2 separate regions of the Homo sapiens genome follow, and region 2 is linked to region 1. The links are chromatin contacts, found by Hi-C or POLR2A ChIA-PET in ENCODE. All regions are on one chromosome and are shown on one strand. Each heading gives the region's core, a stretch centred on a gene start or an enhancer-like site at or near the end of the contact. The rest is flanking DNA. Distances are from core to core; before and after follow the strand shown. Region 1 holds the start of TRPM2 (transient receptor potential cation channel subfamily M member 2). Region 2 overlaps TRAPPC10 (trafficking protein particle complex subunit 10).

Evidence for each region. A loop is a pair of places that touch in the nucleus more often than their neighbours do. ChIA-PET counts read pairs that join two places held with the same protein, here RNA polymerase II (POLR2A). Pooled maps may share reads with other maps.
Region 2: a loop to region 1 is called in a pooled map, with 4 times the contacts of the local background. The contact joins the enhancer-like site here to the promoter of TRPM2 in region 1. A Hi-C loop is called at or near these places in 1 of 50 pooled maps. POLR2A ChIA-PET finds 5 or more read pairs at or near these places in 2 of 52 experiments (B cell and common myeloid progenitor, CD34-positive).

What each region holds. Positions count from the first base shown.
Region 1 is chr21:44,352,131-44,355,098 of GRCh38, reverse strand. It overlaps TRPM2 (transient receptor potential cation channel subfamily M member 2), which reads right to left and starts at 1,478. Exons shown (of 32, transcript NM_003307.4): 1 at 1,234-1,478; 2 at 363-451. The coding sequence starts at 1,398. RefSeq lists enhancers at 1,003-1,052, 1,213-1,262.
Region 2 is chr21:44,088,064-44,091,031 of GRCh38, reverse strand. It overlaps TRAPPC10 (trafficking protein particle complex subunit 10), which reads right to left. Exons shown (of 23, transcript NM_003274.5): 18 at 1,099-1,199. Among named protein-coding and RNA genes, the nearest start is that of PWP2, 18 kb to the left of the region's middle. Within about 2 kb of position 1,456, at least 9 of the 41 ENCODE cell types and tissues checked have a DNase peak (open chromatin) inside an H3K27ac peak, as active enhancers do; they include B cell, where a contact is called at or near this core.

The DNA.
Region 1 (2,968 bases), core at 229-2,728:
GACCCTGGGACTCTCTCTCTTGGGGTGGGGGCAGGTGTGGAAATGAGAGGATTAGAGGATGCATCTGTGTTCACACCACTGGGCCTCGCCGCGCGACAGTGCCCTTATGACCCTGAACAAGTCACCTAAACTCTGCACTTTGGTCCCTGCACCTGCGAGGCAGGATGAGGGTCAACTGTCCCCGACAGGAGGCTTGCAAGGGTTAGGTGGAAATGCTCTGTGGACTCTAAGCCTCGTATGGAGACAGAGGTATCTCCAGTGACCCTTCACTGAGGCCCTGAGGGGTCTTGGCCTGATCAGCTACTCCATGTGGGATCGGAAGGAAGAAGTCAGAGGTCTTACACACAAATCACGTCACTTACCCAGCATCAGACAGTTTGGAACTTTCCACAAAATACACGCATTCTTTCTTCTTGATGTTTTCAGGAATCCACGAACTGAGGCTTTCTTGCTGAAGGTAAAGACAGCACACTGAGATCTTCCAACATTCGAAAGAGCACACCCAGCCCCCTGGAGACACATCTGAGCTCCTTGAGGAGCTTTCACACTATTTGCTTGAAGGAAGGAAGCCTGCGCGACCCTGAGCCAAAGATTAGAAGCACCTTGCCAAGACTCTCCGGTGGGGATTCAGGAGGGAGGAATGAATCTAAGAAATCATTTCCTCTTGGGACCATTTTGAATGTGCGCGCACTTTACAGTTTCTACAGCACCACCACCTTCCTTGGGAACAACATGGTGTGGTGGAAAACGTGGAGGCTGGGGATCTGGGGACCTGGATCTTGCACCATCGGAAAAAGGGCAGCCACCCTCCTGCCTGCCTGGCAAGGGGACTGCAAGATGCCATGTGCTTTCAACATACTTGTGTCTTTGTATCCAGGGCTTTGGGGAAAGCTAGCCCAGGCCCAGGCCCTCCCAATCGGATAAAGGATGTGAAATCATTATGCAACAAGGTAAGCACGGGTAACAGATTTCCAGGACTCTAGCGCAACATTTTTGAGTTAACCCGGTGATTTCCCAATCAGACCAACCATGGGAAATGGTCATGCAACCCACAGAAGACGAGACACGCATCACCCTCCCCAGTTCTGTTCTCCCAAAGGTATGGTTGGGCAGGAGCCCCCAAGGTCAGCAGACCCTTTCCCACCCCCGTCGTCACAGCCTCAAGCTATGACCTGCCCAACGGTGACCTCCGTGGCCACGTGCCAACTGCAGGCTGACCAGCAGAAAGCCTACCTTGTCATTGTTGCCGAAGGGGCACTGTAGCCTCCAGCTCTTGAAGAGGCTGCTGTTGCTGCGCCGGAGATTGGAGACCATCCCCAGGTCAGTGACCCTTCTGGGCAGCCCCTCAAAGCCCTCCTCCTGCTCCGAGCCAGCTTTCCTCAGGGCTGAGGGCTCCATTCTGAGACCCCCACGCCAGCTGCAACCAGGCCTGCTGCCCTCAGGACAGTCCTCTCTCCAGCTCGCTACACTGGGGTTCTAGAGACACATGGGGTGGTTGCTGAAATAGATCAGAGACAGGAAGATGAGGCTGATGTTCTGAGAGGACCTGGCCACATGCTTCCTCATGTGAAGCCCTCATCCGGTTCTCTTCATCAGCCTGCACATGTTCCCAGCTGCCTGAGCTGTGTCCCTTGGCTGGGGCCCCCGGACACTCTGGGGGAGTACATGCACATGCGGGGGTCCCAGCGGCCGTTCATAATGGTAACAACCTCAGGTGACTGCAGGGCCAGAGAAAGAGCTCCCTCCCCCACGGGTGCAGCTGCACTGAGCACCGCACAGGGAAGTCTCCACCGCCAGCACCAGCTGCCAGCGACATGGTTTCGCAACTGTACAATTCTGCACAGCTCCTGCTTCCAGACACCAGTGACTACTTTCATATTCCAAAATTTTTTTAAATAGCCCTCACTGTCCACAAAGGAAGTTTCTTTTTCTTCTTGTTTTTTGAGACGGAGTCCCACTTTGTCGCTCAGGCTGGAGTTCAGTGACGCAGTCTCGGCTCACTGCAACCTCGGTCTCCCTGGTTCAAGTGATTCTCCTGCCTTAGCCTCCCCAGTAGCTGGGATTATGGGCGCCAATCACCACACCCTGCTAATTTTTTTTGTATGTAGTAGCAACAGGGTTTCACCATGTTGGTCAGGTTGGTCTCAAACTCCTGACCTCAGGCGATCCACCAGCCTCCGCTTCCCAAAGTGCTGGTTTTACAGGCGTGAGCCACTGTGCCCAGCCTAGAAAGGAAGTTTTGGGGAGTACCACATCTCTCCACTCCAGGAAAAAGACAATAATTCAAATGAATCTTTTTCTCTCATATCCTTTCCCCCTGGCTCTGATGTGGCCTTCATCACCGAGGCCACAAGAAGCCACCGGATGACTGCCCTCCCTTTACAAATGAGAAACATAAGCATGTTCAAGCCCTGCGGGGCCTCCCTGAGTCCCTGACACCCACAGTGTTCTCATGAGGTCATCCATGGTCATCCCCTGCCACTGCCCCAAAGGTGTCAAGGGGAGGGTTGCTGGGATGCAAAAGATCTGACTGGAATCCCCCCTCATCCCTGCCCTGAAACCAGATCTCTGGCCACGTCCTCTCCACTACACACGACGGTCACTGTCAGACAAGCCTTTGCTCTGCCGTCCCCTCATCACATTAGGTGACTGAGCCCCTCTTCGGGGCCACGCAGCTCGAAGCTCGGTGCCGGGCTCTTGGGGCTGAGCTACGGGCTGCTGTCCTGGGGCGGGCACTCTCAGGCAACCCCACCTCCCCCTCTCCCTCCTCCCCTTTGCCCCTTGGCCACACTCATTCCGAGACCCGTAAACTTCACTGGCAGGATGGCAGGGGTGCCCTGCCCGGCCTTTTCCTGCAGTTCTCAGAGCAGATGTTGTGCCGCATGCCAGTGGGGTCTTTCCAGGGCCATGAGCTGTCCCCGCAGCCACTGGCCCGGCTTCACAACCAGCTTCCGAGGGAAGCAGAGGG
Region 2 (2,968 bases), core at 207-2,706, 260 kb after region 1:
TTTAGTAGAGACGGGGTTTCACTATGTTGGTCAGGCTGGTCTTGAACTCCCGACCTCGTGATCCGCCTGCCTCGGCCTCCCAAAGTGCTGGGATTACAGGCATGAGCCACCACGCCCGGCTGAAAAATAATTTTTTAATAAGGTTCTTTTAGAGATTATTGATGTTTTTAACTATTAATATCTACAGTTCCCTTTGCTGTGATTTGAAGGGGAAAAAAGCTGCTAGTATAATGTTCCATTCTAAACATGGGTCTGACGTTTTTGTTTCCAAATTATCCACACATCATCAATGGATAAAAAGTTGTGGTGAGAGGCCAGGCTAGCATCCCGAGCCCATTGATCAACGCTAGCACCGTCACTAAGGTAGGACACCTGGACACCGTGGGCCTCCCGGTGCAGTCAACAGGAAGCACACAGCCCCGCCTGCCTCAAAGCAGAACTGGAGTCTACTCAAGCCTTTAGGGCAGCTGTTTTCCACTGGGGCACGTCCGCCCCACCCAGAGGACACTGGGCAGTGTCTACAGACATCTGTGGCTGCCACACCTGCAGGTGGGGAGTGCTACTGGCATCTCATGGGAGAGCCTGGGGTGCTGCTCAACACCCTACAGCACACAGGAAAGCCCCTACAACAGAGTTATCTAGCCCAAAATGTCACTAATGCTGAGCTTAAAAGCTCCTGTTCTAGAGGTTGCAGGCAATTGACAAGAAATACAGGGACAGGAGAACTAGTTAACAAATCCAGCCAGATCCAGAAAGGCGGGCGTCCAGAGGAAACCTGGCCTGCAAGTGAACAAGTCGATGGCTTGAAAACAGGGAAGAAAGGATGAACAGAGATCTAGTGGTCTGATGGAGATTTTGGACCCCAAGTCACACAAAGCAACCATAAAAGGTCATTTTCAGACAGTTGGGAAAACCTGAATATGAACTGGATGTCACAGGACACCAGGGAATTGTGGATTTTAAGACACAAACAATGGCCTTGTGGTCACATAAGAAGACATCCTTGGTCACCACGAAGGCCAGTTTTGAACATTAGGAACCTCCACTTAGAAGAGTCTGGGGAAAGAAGCCAGGGCCCGCACGCTACGCCTCCGTTACCGTGTTCCTGAGGACAGGAGGCTGTGTGTGGTCCTGAAGGGTACGCTGAAGGTCAGTGCGATGACTGTGGAGTAGATGGACCACGGGCAGTCAATCGACACCTGAGGAGGAAGCACAAAGACACTCTCAGACCACTCGCCGACGGACAGCACAGCCACCACCACTGCTGCCCAGACTCACCTGCAGTGCCCGCCCACGCCCTAGACATTTTATTATGGCTTCAACCACTCATTATCCAGGAAGCAAAGCCTTACCCAACACATACACAAACCAACGAGAAACAGGAAGCTATGCATACAGACAAGAGAAACGAACGCAGAACTGGCAAGACATGCACACATCACCAGAGTCACCTCAACGGCGGAAGAGCACAGCCGTCCTCTAAGCAGCAGACCCACCTGCTGCTCCCATACACGCAGGGCCGCGGAGCCATGCATGTTGCAATGTGCACAGGGTTTTGACAAAGTGCTTTCAGTCATGTATTTCCAGATGACATTAGCCAATCAGTAACTACTCCATAGTTAATGAATTATCTAAGCATTTAATCCATGTGAGGCTGAATATGTAACTGAAAACCAAATCAGTTTAGGGGCACAGTGAGGACAAAGCTATTACATCCCTTAAGGGCAGGAAGGAAGCAAGTCTCAAGCCTTATTCCCCACAGGGAAGAGGTGAATACCCCAGCACACAGCGTGCGTGCCGCCAGTGCCAGGGAAGAGAGGATAACACGGCACATAGCACAGGTGCCACCAGCGCCAGGGAAGAGAGGATAACACAGCACACAGCACAGGTGCCACCAGCGCCAGGGAAGAGAGGATAACACGGCACATAGCACAGGTGCCACCAGCGCCAGGGAAGAGAGGATAACACGGCACATAGCACAGGTGCCACCAGCGCCAGGGAAGAGCGGGGTAACACGGCACACAGCACAGGTGCCGCCAGTGCCAGGGAAAAGAGGATAACACGGCACACAGCACAGGTGCCGCCAGCGCCAGAGAAGAGTGGGATAACACGGCACACAGCACAGGTGCCGCCAGCGCCAGGGAAGAGAGGATAACACGGCACATAGCACAGGTGCCGCCAGTGTCAGGGAAGAGTGGGATAACATGGCACACAGCACAGGTGCCGCCAGCGCCAGGGAAGAGTGGGATAACACGGCACACAGCACAGGTGCCACCAGCGCCAGGGAAGAGCGGGATAACACGGCACATAGCACAGGTGCCACCAGTGCTGCGCGCTCCTGCTGAGCTAAGCGCCACCTTCGTGAATGGTGAACGTCTGTGTGAGTTAAGGGAAAGACACTTCCTCAGGTTCTTCAAAAGCTGAACATTACAACATTCGTCTTCAGGCGTGGACTTGTCTGGTGACTCCGTGCTTTGGAAAGACGGCATGCCTTGCCCTTTGCCCCCGCTGCTCTTGGGCGTATACTGCGGCCCCTGGGCTGTTTCAGGGCCCTCAGGATTGATTTCTGGGCTACGAGACTTGGGCACACCCTGAGTAACATGATGCAGCGACACATTCCATGAGCTGATATCCTGTGGCTCTGGGACCGAAATCACATCTTTCTCAAGTAACTGTCAGTAAGTACCAGCACCAAAGCCTAAAATGAGACAGCTCCTCCGTGGCTGAGCTTATGAGTTTCAGTGGACAGACACCGAGGCACACACGACACAGACCTCCTCTGGCCTCGTCACCGGTCTAATGGACATGACCCAAGTTTTACGCCCCTCATGCCTAAGCCGGCCCTAACCTCTTACAGCAAACTCCCTGGCCCCTGGAACTGAGAGGGAAAGGTAGAGCTGGCTTGTCTCTGCCCTTGCAAAAAATGCACCCCTTATCTAAGAAAGGGTGATTCACAGACAGACAGAAC